Regions from separate parts of the Homo sapiens genome. Here regions 2 and 3 are each linked to region 1. Evidence: chromatin contacts called from ENCODE Hi-C or POLR2A ChIA-PET data. All regions are on one chromosome and are shown on one strand. The core of a region is the stretch at or near the end of the contact, and the rest is flanking DNA. Distances in the headings are between cores, read along the strand shown.

Region 1 (4,380 bases), core at 596-3,095:
AGTGAGTTGAGTTTTGGACAAGGTGACTTTAGGTTGCCAGCATGGTATTGTCAGGCTATTAGTTTACTTGTTCCAGTCCCACCCCTCCCTTCCGCCTCCCTCCTTCCCTCACTCGCTCACTGAATTCCATTGCTATTAGTCTAAGAACTTCCCTTTAGGAAAAGTAATTTTTTTTAGTCACAGTCAGCAGTAGAGCTTGAAATTTGTGGAGACCAATTCCCCATTTCCTACCCACATTCTCATTATCCTCTTTTGGTCCGTTTCCCCAGGGAAAAAGGTGAAGATTATTTAGAATAATATCTACTACCATCATTACTACCACCCCACCCCACCTCACCTCCAGGAAATTGGTAGAAAAGTTTATATATAGATATGTATGTATGTATGTATTATATATATAAAAAATATATGTGTGTATATATAACATATATATAATATTTACATACATATATTTGAGACAGGGTATTACTCTGTCACCCAGGCTGGAGGGCAGTGGTACAATCATAGCTCACTGCAGCCTTAACTTCCTGGGCTCAGCCTTAACCTCCCACCTTAGCCTCCCAAGTACCTGGGACTACAGACACCAGCCACCATGCCTGGCTAATACTTTTTTTCTAACTTTTTGTAGAGGCAGGGTTTTGCTGTATTGCACAGGCTAGTCTCAAACTCCTTGGCTCAAGTGATCCTCTTGCTTTGGTCTCCCAAAGTGCTGCGATTACAGGTATGAGCCACTATACCTGACCTAGTTTTTTATTTTTACATCAAATAAATGAAGCAACTTGGCAGGGCTCTTTGAAGAAAAATACAATTTTATGAAGTGTTTGTGATTAAAATATTAATAAGCAGAGTAACACCTCATTCATCTAGTATTCTTAGGTAGTAAGTACATAAAATGATTGAAACTTACTCCTGAATCTATTTTAGAGATTTTATAGAGATTTTACAATATATTATGTATATTGTGTGTAGATAAATATAGATATTCATACCTCCAAATCTATTTCTTTATAATGTTTCACATACTTTGCTGCTTTCTGAAATAGTAACACCTCCTCCCCTCCCCCACTTTTACCCTGCATACTAAACCTTTTCTGGAAGATAGAAATAAACATTTTGTTTCAGAGCTTCAGAATGAGTCAGGAACCCCGGGTTCTAGTCCAGGGCCTGGCACTAAGTTGCTATATGAGAACTGAATCATAGATTCTAGAACAGTGCCTGGCACGTAGTAGTGCTTAACCAATATGTTTGGAATGAATCATTGTCTTGTGCTGACTTTAGTGCTCCTTCCTTGATTTATTACTTGGAATTCATTGCTGCCTAGTAAATAAGCTTCTGGGTTCTTAATTAAATAGGAGTATCTAGGTTCTGATAGAGGTGAACTATAAGCCTAATTTATGTCTGTTTTAACTCCTTAGTGGAACTTTTGGCTTATCTTGATGTATTTTCTGGTACTCGAAGTTGCCAAACAGATGATCTTCTGTGCTTGATTTATTGGGGGCACTTGCTGAGTACTTTATATGTGCCTATATTATGTATATGCAGTGTTCTATGTGTAAGCACATAGCACATGTCTCCGGGGATCTTATAACTTAGATGAAGAGACACAGAAGTAGACTGTAAGAGAATAATTAAATGTTGATTCATAAAGCATTGACCTACAGCTACATTAGTAGTTGTAGGAAAAGATCCATGTGGGCTGAAGCAGGATAAAAAGAATTCAAGTAGAAGGTGAAATTGGAATTGGTTTTGAAGAGGTAGTTAAGATTTTGATAAGCCTCAAGGTGAAGACATAACATTCTAAGCAAGGGCAGTAGTGTAGTAAGCAAAGAAAGGAAAGTGTGGGTTGAACATGTTCAGACAGGCCTGCCCAGATTCCTAAGGGTGTGGGGACTGCTGGGAAATAGAAGCAGGTGAATTTAATAGAGTAGTTTTAATCTGCAAGACCCTGAAGGGATCCAGGGATACAATTTAGAGGGCTGCATGCATTTAGATAAAAAAAAAAAAGTGACATCTTTATATTTTTATGAACTTTGAACTGAAATTTAGCATTTACTTTTAATAAGATTTTAAGCGGCAGACTACAGTAATATTAGCAGTACGTATATCTTTTATTACTAATAGAAAAAGCACAGATATTTTCAGATTACAGCTGTTGATATCTCTATAATTTATGCATATTACTACTTCAGAATTATGGTTTTTATTAGACTCCCACTAGATTTTATTGTATTATTACTAAAGAAGCATATGTATGAATATATCACATACAAGGTTTTTAAAAACACTTGATAACTGTTTCGGTATAATTGGTTTTCTTAGTAATGTATATTTTATGCATTTAAAACCATATTTTCAAAAACAACTATATTTTAGTAAAACTGGCTTTCTTTATAATCCTAGATATTGTATTTTATGCATTTAAAACCACTCTGAGGGGGACTCTGTAGCTTTCTCCAGACTGCCAGAGGGATTCATGACCCCCGATCTAGTGGAACCAAACTGGAGAAGGCATTGAAAAACCACACTGAGGGGTTTTAGCTGAAGTGATAAGCAGGAAAGGAGCCTTGCCAATTTTGTTCATTTGTTTGTTTTGTTTCAGTTACAGAATAGATGTGTTAACATAGAAAATTTCAAAGTTTCAACCAGTTTAGAAAAAAGGGTCAAACTCTTCTTAGCTCACAATTGTAGATAAACTGTTTAAAAAAATAACAGAAACTCATCTTGTAACACCACAGTCACTATCCTTCCTCTTTTATTATTTATCTGTTTCAGTTTATTAAATTCCTCTGCAATTGAGTGAAATATTTAAAGTGGTTATATAGGAAACTTTCTTAATCTCTTATACTATACTTACACAGAGGGTGGGAAGACTGGCAGGGAGCTAAGCAGTGGGTCTGGTCATTTATATGTTTGATGATAGGGATAGGGTGGTAAGCAGTTAGAGATAGAGTAAAATTGCAGGAGATATTGGAAAGAAAAAATAATAGAACTTGGTGGTATGGGAGCTGAGATGCATGGAGTCAGGTAAGAGAGAGTATCAGGAAGAAAGTTAAGTATAGGGTGCCTAAATTAGGATTCCTAGAATAATATTATACAGGTCCACAATGCTTTATCTGAAACCCTGAGGCCAGCTGTGTTTTGGGATTCAAACATTTTTGGATTTGGGAAAGGTAACGTGTATATTGTATATTACATAACTCTCCCAGCAAGGTCTGAGGTATCATCCTGTAACTAGACACTAGTATCTCTGCAGTGAAGGTGAAAATATTCACAGTAAGTGGGCTAAATCAAGCCTGTAAATAACCTTACATCGGTTCAACTCAGATTTTTGCCACCACCAAATGAGTTTCCATATGAAGCTTCGTGGAAAAATCTTGTCCTGACATTTTATTTCAGAACTATGGAAGTAATTGTGGACTGTATTGACTGTAATAACCATTGAGGAGAGTCTTAGAAGTTGTATTTTAAGGAATGTTAATTACAAAATGGATGCGATTTCAAGGAGTTGGGTAAAGGTAAAGAAAGAGAAGAGAGAAGAGTTAAGGTAACTTCACTTTGCAGGCTGAAAAGAAATTGCTATTTCTGACAAAAATGGAAAGTTGAGGAGGGAAACTAGTATTGGAAGAGTTTAAGTTTAAACATAAGTACAATTAAGATGAAACAACATATTTTTGCTTCACATGAAAGCTTGGAAGTTGTTGGAGTGTAAAATTTCCTTTTAAAATGAAACCTAGAAGGAGCTTAACAGCAACCTACAAGGAGCCTAACAGACTGATGTTGATTGAGATCTTAGTGTTTCTGAATTGATAACAGAAATTATCGATTGGAAAGGTGTGCCTAAATAAGTGAAGGTTGTGATCCTACTCATGGAACCAAACCTGGAAAACAGAATAAAAGGGGTAGAGTGAGATAATTCACCTTGTAGCAGGATTCTTTTCTGTATGGTTGAATCATTCCTATGGCTATATTTATTATAACGTGAATATATTTAGAGTAGTAATTGTTCAGCAGCAATGGGAGCTGCCATGTGCCAGGCACTGTTCTAAGTGCTGTAGCAAGCAGTCCGTGCTGTTTCTGTCTTTTGGACTGGGTCAGGACATCAACTCACGTGGGAAGCACAGATAGCGTAATTTTGTTAGAAAATCTAGGATATGACCGGGCACAGTGGCTCACGCCTGTAATCCCAGCCCTTTGGGAGGCCGAGACGGGCGGATCATGAGATAAGGAGATCAAGACCATCCTGGCCAACATGGTGAAACTTGGCTCTACTAAAAATACAAAACTTAGCTGGGTGTGGTGGCACGCGCCTGTAGTCCCAGCTACTTGGGAGGCTGAGGCAGGAGAATCGCTTGAAGTGGGGTTGCAGAAGCGGAGGTTGCA
Region 2 (4,380 bases), core at 1,278-3,777, 120 kb before region 1:
GACAGATGACTTGACTTAGTCATTGTAGGAGGAAGTAAGTCTGAGTACAGCACTGTGTTCTCACTAAGTTTATCTACCGGTTGTGCCCAGCAAAAACGGAAGTAACGCCGAACTACAGGTGGTCCCTGATGGCCTCAGACAGACTCAGCAATAGGCATGTACAGGGTGAGCAGGAAGGAATACCTGGCAGAAACCTAGTACCCCATGGAGGGGCCTGCCACAAAAGAAGAGAACAAATGAGCATGACATTTGAGAGCTGTAGATGATCAGACTTGTTCAGTATTGCATGGGAGGCATCCTATAGAGATGCCCCATAACAGGACCTGTACCACTGGGCAGCAAAAAGAGATAGGGAACCGTGGGAGGCTATTGTGATCACAACCACTGTTTACTCATAGGCGAATGTGGCCTTGGGAAATGCCAGCACATGAGTAAATGACCATAAATGGTCATTCTTTTGACTGCTAGCTGATGGTTGAAAGCCTCAAAGAAATATACTATAGTCCACAATAACAACTAAATGCAAAGACCTCTGGAAATTTCTACAGATGTATAGACTCTGCTGTTAAGTCAAAGCAGACCTTTGTCTAGACAGCTCTGAGATAGATAACTCTTCTATTTCCTTCTGGCGTCTGCTATCTCTGGGGACTTATAAAGGACCTTGTCTTCCCTGATAAGGTGATATCATTTGATTTATGTATTAATTGGGTTGGGATAGGCTTTGTCAGTAACAGTTTTCTAAAAAAAAGAAATCTCAATGGCTTAATGCAATAAAGACTTACTTCTTGATCACATAGTGCCTGATACAAATTGGGCGGCCCTCCTCCATCTTAAATATATTCCAACTACAGCACATGGTCTCCATGATCATCATAGAAGGGAAAAGAGAGCTAGAGGATCCACAGGAAGATTTTCAGTGCCAGGCCTACCTAGAAATGTTCATCTCACTCCTGTCCATTTTCCCATTGGCCAGAATTGTCCAAGACCCACCTGGCCCATGAAGGCTTGGAAAGGGAGAGGGACACCTGACCACTGGGTGAGCATGAAGAATCTCTGCCACATATTTTCCTTAAACAATTCATCTCTCTCATTAGTTGCCTTGTTTAAATTGCTGTTGTTAAATACATTTAGTTAAGTATTGGCGAATGAATTAGTCAAGAAAGGAGAAATATATTCATCAAGGTTAAAAAAAAATTAAAAGCCGGTACCAGACACATCTTCTTCTGAGTCATCTCAGTGTGATTTATCTAGTAATGAGTTAAATGTTTGCTGTATATTTACCACGGAGTGAGACAGAGCAGCCTTTATGTTCTCAGCAACAGCTTCGAACGCTGCCAGCATTAGAACCTATTTGTTTTATTGAGAAGAGGGATTGTTGGCTGGAACACAAGGGCTCCCCATTACTCTTTCTGGAAAAAGCAATGGGAACTTTAACTTTTCTCTGGACAGCTACCAACATCTATCAGAAGAAACAAGAGTGTAACGTCTCTTTCTGAAGGGCCGCACTTAGAATGCCTAACAGCCTCCCAGCCTCTACTGGTGTCAGCAGTGGATAGAAGTCCAAATGCAAGCTATTCTGTGTTTACTGGAAGTGCTAAAGTGAATCAACCCTATAAACGGAAAACAACAAACTGACCTGACCTGGAATACTAAATGAAACCGAAGTCCAAAGGTACCAAGCTCAAAATCAAGAGCAGAGGCATTCAAGTGTACCCTCTTCCCCCCAGGATTAATTCTGAGTTCAGACAGAGACATATTCTATGACCTCAAGTAGAAGACTTCATGTCTCTGCACTTTGGCTAACTCAAGGTCAAACTCAAGTCTCTATCAAAGTTTTCTACTTCTCAAAGTTGAGTTTTCTAAAACTCTTTTTTTCAACTGACTGCTGACTTTAAATCTTCCACATGGCTTCCTTCAGCTTCAGTAGACTATCTGCTTCCTCCTAATTCACAGAGAAAACTGAGAAACGAGTGAGAAAACTCCCAACTCTGTCCACACTGCCCACAAGTTTTTCAGCCAAGTATTTTCCACTTCCTGTCCTGTTCATTCCTCCACCCACCACTGCCTGGCTTCCACCTTCGCTGCACCACTGAAGCTGCTCTGGTTAACACTGCTGCTGCCTTAACCTGAAGAACACTTGTAAATCCCTGTCTCATTTGACCTTCCCTTGGCATTCAGTACGGCTGTTGACCATTTCTTCACTTTCCATTCTGCTGGTTCCTGGTTCTCCAGGTTTCTGGTTCCCCTAACACCTACCAAGTCTCTTTAATGCCTTCTTAAATGTTGCTGTTGCCCCAGGTATCCCATTTAGCTCTCGGCTAATTCATTGAACAAGGCTTTCTTGAATGAGGAAGAACTTAGTGGAAAGGCTAAAGCCAATCAGCTCCTCAGAGTGAAAACGGGCACAAGGGTTGGCACCAGAAAAACAGAATAGAATAAGATCCACCCCTGTCCTCATGGACCTATGCTCTGGATCTCATTTGATTGCCCCAGCATCTACCCAGGCGCCCACGCTGAAAACTGTCACACTCACAGCCAAAAGATCCCCGAATACAGTCACATCTGTCTTTTGAAAATCTTTTGCATCTGCTCACTCTGCTTCCTCTGTGTGGTCATCAGCTGAGTTCCAGCTTTTGTCATCCATCACCTGGACCAATGGCAATAAATCTTCCTTGTTCACTCTGACTCCAGCCTCACGTCCCTCCAATCTTTCCTGCATATTGCATTCACAATGATTTTTAAAACACTCAATGTGGTCACATCATTCTTCATTCAAATCTTTTCAGTAGTTCCCCCATCATCTCCTTACGAGGCTTCTCATGAGCTGGCTCTCACCAGCTTCTCCTGTATCTCTTCTACTACTCTCCTGCGCACATCATAGCCTCCAAAATTAATAACCACCTTAGAGTTTCCCTGAGTGTTGACATGTTATCACACTTACACAGCAATAGCCTTAAGAAATCCTTTACAATCATGTGACTGAGATTCTTCATGTTATCTATGTAGTTTACTTTTTATACCACAAGTCTTGCACATAAAAGCACATTGACTTACTCATCTAACAGGCATCTCAAACTTAACTTATCTGACACAGAAAAACCTGCTCTTTCCTGCTCTTCTCCATCTTCACTGCTCAGGCCCGAAAACTCGGAGGCAAACACAATTCCTCTCCCTTTCCAATATGTCCAAATCAGCTGTCAACTCCATACCCAATATATAGCCCAAAGCAATCCACTTCACTCCATCACCATGGCTGTCTCCACAGTCCATGTCACAGTCTCCAGATGACTATAAAACTTCCCAGCAAGTCTCCCTGCATCCAGTCTTGCCCCCTTAGAATCCATTCTCCACACTGCAACCCACGTGATCATCTAGGAACATAAATCCTATCATGTCACTCCTTGTTTAAGACCCTCCGATGGTTTCCTTGAAACTTAGAGGAAATTTCAAACACTTTCAGAGCCCTGTGTGAATCAGCCACACCCTCCCCACTCCTCCTGTGTACCCCTGTCTTTCCCGCACCCTCTGTGCTCCAGTCACACTGAACTTCCTTCTGTCTCAAACACACCAGCCTTATTCCCACCTCAGACCCTCGCAGTGGCTGTTCCCTCTCCATGAGATGCCCTTCTTGCAGAGGCCGGCTCCCTCCTGATGTTAGATGCCAGCTTAAATATCACCTCTTCAGAAAAGCCTTTCAGGATTACCATGCCTAATGCACCTTCATCACATCACCCTGTCCTATTGGTATTATGGCTCTTACCACTGCCTGACTTTAAATCAGCTCTCTCCCCTCATGAAAGTATAAGGCCCCAAGGGCAGGAACTTGTTTATTACTATATCTAGTGGTGGTATCCAAATTATTTAACAACAGGTCTGGCATAGACTCCAACCCATCAGAAGGGATGCCCATCTGTAAACCCTCAGCTGGCCTGACTGCAAAGTAGTCACTGGACATCAGCCTTCTTGTGTCCTGCATCTGAACAGTGTGACTCTCAATACATGTCAGTTGAATGGGTGAATGAATAAATTAACAACTGTTTCTTGGTTAGGTTCACTGTTCCATCAGGAACACAGGCCTTCACTGTTTTTCTTAAAAAATATATTTATTTATATATTTATTTTTGAGACTGGGTCTGGCTCTGTCACCCAGGTGGAGTGCAGTTACATGATCACAGCTCACTGCAGCCTCAACTTCCCAGGCTCCAGCGTTCCTTCCTCATTAGCCTCACAGGTAGCTGGGACCACAGGCACATGCCACCACATCTGGCTAATTTTTGTATTTTTGGCCGAGATGGGGTTTCACCATGTTGCCCAGGCTGGTCTCGAACTCCTGAGCTCAAGCAATCCACCCGCCTTAGCCTCCCAAAGTGCTGGGATTAC
Region 3 (4,380 bases), core at 984-3,483, 65 kb before region 1:
CTTTGCAATCCACTCCTCTCCCTACCCCAGCCCCTGGCAACCATTGATTGGTTATCTGTCCTTGTAGTTTTACCTTTGCAAGATTATCATGTATCATTCGTTTCATAAGGTGAAATCATACAGGATAAGGTCTTTGCCTTCTTTCACTTGGTATATATGAGATATAGCCATGTTGTTGCATATATCTGTAATTCGTTTCTTTTATTGCTAAGTAGTATTCAACTACATGAATGTATCACATTTTGTTTATCCATTGCCCAACTGAGTGACATTTGGTTGTTTCCAGTTTTTGGTGATTACAAACGAAGTCAATATAAAGATTCACATACAGATTTTTGTGTGGACATAGGTTTTCATTTCACGTGGGTAAATACCTAGGAAAGAAATTGCTGGGTCCTACAGCAAGCATACATTTAACTTTACAAAAAGCTGCCAAACTGTTTTCCAAAGGGCTGTGCCATTTTGCAGCCACATCAGCAATAGATGAGAGTTCCAATTGCTCCAAATTCTTGCTAATGTTTGATAATGTTGATTTTTGTTTATTTTAGCTATTCCAATTCAGTGTTTAATGGTATTTGTGGTCTTGATTTGCATTTCCCTAATTATTAGCGATGTAAAACATCTTTTTATGTGCTTATTTGCCATCCATGTAGCTTCTTTGATCAAATGTTGGTTGAATTCTTCTGCTCATTTTTTAACTGGGCTCTATGGTTTTCCTATTATTGAGTTTTGAGAGTTCTTTACACTAGTTCTTTATCAGATATATGTTTTGCAAGTACTTCTTACCAGTCTGTGGCTTTTCATTTTCTTTACCACTGCATTATTCCTTTTTTTCTTTAGTTCAAGAGATCTATTGTATAGCACGATGACTATAGTTAATAACAGTATATTGAATACTTCAAAACCGCTAAGAGAGTAGATTTTAAGTATTCTCACCACAAAAATAATGATAAGTATATGAGGTCATGAACATGTTAATTAGCTAGATTTAACATTCTACAATCTATACATCTATCAAAACATCATGTTTTACACCATAAATATATATAATTTTTACTTGTCAATTTAAAAAGTAAAAATTAACACATTTTTAAAACAACATTTAGAATCCAGACCTTGCACATTTTCATCACAGATGCACATGGCACCAGTGATGTATTATCCAGAGCTTGGGGCAAGCCTCTCCGACGTACACATGGTCAACTCGCCCAGCTTTGTCTTTCAGTTTCTTCTCTTTTTTGGATCTAGAGGAAGTGTATCACATAAAAGAGTGGTGAAGATGACATAGAGGAGGTACTGTCTTGAAGGATTCTGGTCTTGAAGAGTGAGAAGTATTACTGATCCACTGCTGTTGCAAAAAACTGGGTAGTCAGAGGGTTACGGGGTGGTATAATAATGAAAGCCCTGAAGTTGGAATGAATCTGCTGCCATGTCGCTCTATCTCTCTGCACCTTATTCTTTTTTTTTTCATTTTGACTTAGTTGAAAATACTGTCAAAAATATTACTGTTAGCTACTTGGGAGGCTTAGGTAAGAGGATTGCTTGAGCCCAGGAGTTAGAGGCTGCAGTGAGCTATGATTGCCCCACTGTACTCCAGCCTGAGTGACAGAGTGAGACCTTATCTCTAAAAAATATATATATTTTTTAAAAAAGAATATTATTGACCTGACTGTGTTTGGAAACTCCTGCTCTGTAAAACACACATAAAAATAATGGACAGGGTTCCTGTTCTAGGGATGTAAATAATTTCATTGGTGTGCTAGTACATAACTTAATCTTACCTAAGGGTAAGAAAAAAGCTCTGCTCCATGAGGTCATCCAGAGACCCAGGTTCTTTCTAGCCTGTGGCTCTATTACCCTCGGGCCTATTGTTCTCATCTGTTAGTTAAAGTTAATTCACTCTCACTTTATCTGCATTTCTACCTGAGTGAAAAGAGAAGGCAGAGCACAAGCTACTTCCTTTTTAGGACATGACCCAGAAGTTACAGGACATGACCCAGAAGTTACTAACATCCTTTTGGCCACATATTAGTTACCTATCTACAGCTAGCTGCTCAGAAAACTTGAAAATGAACTATTTAGCTGGACAATCATGTGCTCTGCTTAAAACCCTACTCTATGGAAGAGTCTACGTAGGGGATCACATAGCAGTCCAGCATAGAGAGGAAATGGAGGTGTGGTAACTAAAATCAGATCTTCTTACTCATACTCACGGACAACCAGAAAGCAGAAGCTGCCTTTTGCAAACTCAAAGTTACTTTTGAGGTTAACGGAAAGTTGAATAAGATGTTCCTTTGCTCACTTCAAGCTGAAGACAGAAAGGAGTTAAGTGGCCTCACACTCTGAAGGACGCTGAGCATCAACAGTGTCAGACGCCCACACAAAACCCACACCACACAGTCCCTAGCCCCACCCCCAACCCCCCAAAGACTGAGTTAGTGAAGTAAGAGGAAGTCATTGAGTAATTGCCCTTCTGAGGAATGTAATTTTCTGTTGTAAGAGGTCATTCCTTCCCCACCCTAGGAGAAAGGGAAAAAAACAGGTTATATCCCTTCTCAAAGATAAATGAACAAGGCTCAAGAAAACCACTTTAAAAAATTAGAGGAGTGTTTCTCATGCAGGAGCAATTTGGCTCCCCAGATGGGATGACCAACAATTCCAGTCTAGGTTGGGACTGAAGAGTTTCCCAGATGATTTCATTTCCTACTTTGGTTCTAACAAATTAGCACAAACGTAGGGACTTAAACAACGCAGACATATTATCTCACAGTTCTGGAGGTCAGAAGTCTCACTAGATTAAAATCAAGGTGGTGACAGGGTCATGTTCCTTTTGGAGGCTCTAGAAGAGAATCCACTTCTTGCCTTTTCCAACTTCTAGAGGCTGCCTGTATTCCTTGGCTCATGGCCCCTTCCATCTTCAAAGGCAGCAATTACATCGCTCCAACCTCTGCTCCTGTTGTCACGTTTCCTTCTCTGACTCTGACACTGCTGCCTCCTTCTTACAAGGATCCTTGTGATTACCATGTGCCCACCCAAATCATCCAGGATAATCTTCTCATCTCAAGATGCCTAACTTAATCACACCCACAAAGTCCATTCTGTCATATAAGGTAGCATATTCACAGACTTGGGGGATTTGCCTGTGGTCAGCTTTAGGGAGACATTATTCTGCATCCCTTACCAGTTCATGGGATTTTTAGACTTGACATCAGGAAAGTTGGTCACGCTATTGCCACAAAATCTTTGGCAATATCTGAAAACATTTTAGATTGTCACAATTGTCATCTAGTGCAGGGGTCCCCAACCCTGGGGCCACTGGAGCATGAGTCCTATTGTGAACTGCACGTGAGGGATCTAGACTGTGCACTCTTCATGAGAATCTAATGCCTTATCATTTGAGGTGAAAGAGTTTCATCCAGAAACCATCACCCCCACCCCCTTACCTCCCCGCACCCTTCGCCCCATGTCCATGGAAAAATTGCCTTTCATGAAACTGGTCCCTGGCGACAAAAGCATCGAGGACCACTGATCGAGTGGGTAGAGGCCAGGGATGCTGTTAAACATCCTACAAGATACTGGACAGCCCCTCGCAGCAAAGCATTATTCAGCCCAAAATGCCAAGGCTAAACTCAATATTAGAGGTACATAGAAAAGTCAAGAATGGCATCCTTAGATGGTGAAATTGATGAGCTCCTCTCTGCCGAGCTGAGGTGGGAAAAAGAAGATGGAGGGAAATGGCAGGTCTTAGACAAGGGCAGCAGTGAGAGGCATGCGTTTCTATTCTTGGCATGGAACAAACATTTCAGTTTCCTGTGGGTTGAGTGGCTCTCGTGAAAACGGGCTGGGAGGAAGCTGCCCTGTCAGTGCCATGCTCTGAGGATCTGTCCACCAAGTGAGTGAACTCTGGCAGCAAGGGCAAACTGCCAGGGCCAGGTGCTGTGGAGGCTGGACCAGAGTGGGCCAGAGCAAGACTTTCCAAAAAGGGAACTGTGCAGTGGAGGAAGTGTCACATAGCCTCCTAAAACTTATTTGAAAAGTCTGTGGGCAAATCAGCCTCTGGATGCCTGCCGCAAAGACAGCATCCACAGCCCATCAGGTCATTGCAGCAAAAGAAGCTGTAACAACCAACATGAGGAGATTGGGATTGTGCCCCTACTTTGTCTCTGGTCCCTCAGAATGAAATGATGAAAGAAAACAGAAGGGCAGAACACACACCTTCCGTGTTCAATGTCCTTTCTGCCAGAAGTCTGACCTGTAATGGGACACAGAGAAAGTTTTACATGAGATGTGAGATTTGAGTTTAAACTGAACTAATTTCAATAAATTGGAAGTGACTAGAAAGGATCAGCCCAAGAGGTCTTAAAAATCTGCTGCTACTTA

What was found. A loop is a pair of places that touch in the nucleus more often than their neighbours do. ChIA-PET counts read pairs that join two places held with the same protein, here RNA polymerase II (POLR2A). Pooled maps may share reads with other maps.
Region 2: a pooled map shows a loop between it and region 1 (2.6-fold over the local background). The contact joins two enhancer-like sites. A Hi-C loop is called at or near these places in 2 of 37 single-sample maps with no recorded cell type and 9 of 50 pooled maps. POLR2A ChIA-PET finds 5 or more read pairs at or near these places in 8 of 52 experiments (B cell, BJ, MCF 10A and 5 more).
Region 3: a loop to region 1 is called in a pooled map, with 2.0 times the contacts of the local background. The contact joins two enhancer-like sites. A Hi-C loop is called at or near these places in 3 of 50 pooled maps. POLR2A ChIA-PET finds 5 or more read pairs at or near these places in 10 of 52 experiments (CD4-positive, alpha-beta memory T cell, GM10248, HEK293 and 6 more).

Annotation. Positions count from the first base shown.
Region 1 is chr6:149,334,931-149,339,310 of GRCh38, forward strand. The region is part of intron 1 of TAB2 (TGF-beta activated kinase 1 (MAP3K7) binding protein 2); the gene reads left to right. Among named protein-coding and RNA genes, the nearest start is that of TAB2, 19 kb to the left of the region's middle. RefSeq lists an enhancer at 1,783-1,932. Within about 2 kb of position 1,846, at least 11 of the 41 ENCODE cell types and tissues checked have a DNase peak (open chromatin) inside an H3K27ac peak, as active enhancers do.
Region 2 is chr6:149,211,049-149,215,428 of GRCh38, forward strand. No RefSeq gene overlaps it. Among named protein-coding and RNA genes, the nearest start is that of TAB2-AS1, 44 kb to the right of the region's middle. RefSeq lists an enhancer at 2,044-2,163. Within about 2 kb of position 2,528, at least 2 of the 41 ENCODE cell types and tissues checked have a DNase peak (open chromatin) inside an H3K27ac peak, as active enhancers do.
Region 3 is chr6:149,269,583-149,273,962 of GRCh38, forward strand. It overlaps a transcript of TAB2 not described here. Among named protein-coding and RNA genes, the nearest start is that of TAB2-AS1, 14 kb to the left of the region's middle. RefSeq lists an enhancer at 1,767-1,866 and a silencer at 2,397-2,446. Within about 2 kb of position 2,234, at least 8 of the 41 ENCODE cell types and tissues checked have a DNase peak (open chromatin) inside an H3K27ac peak, as active enhancers do.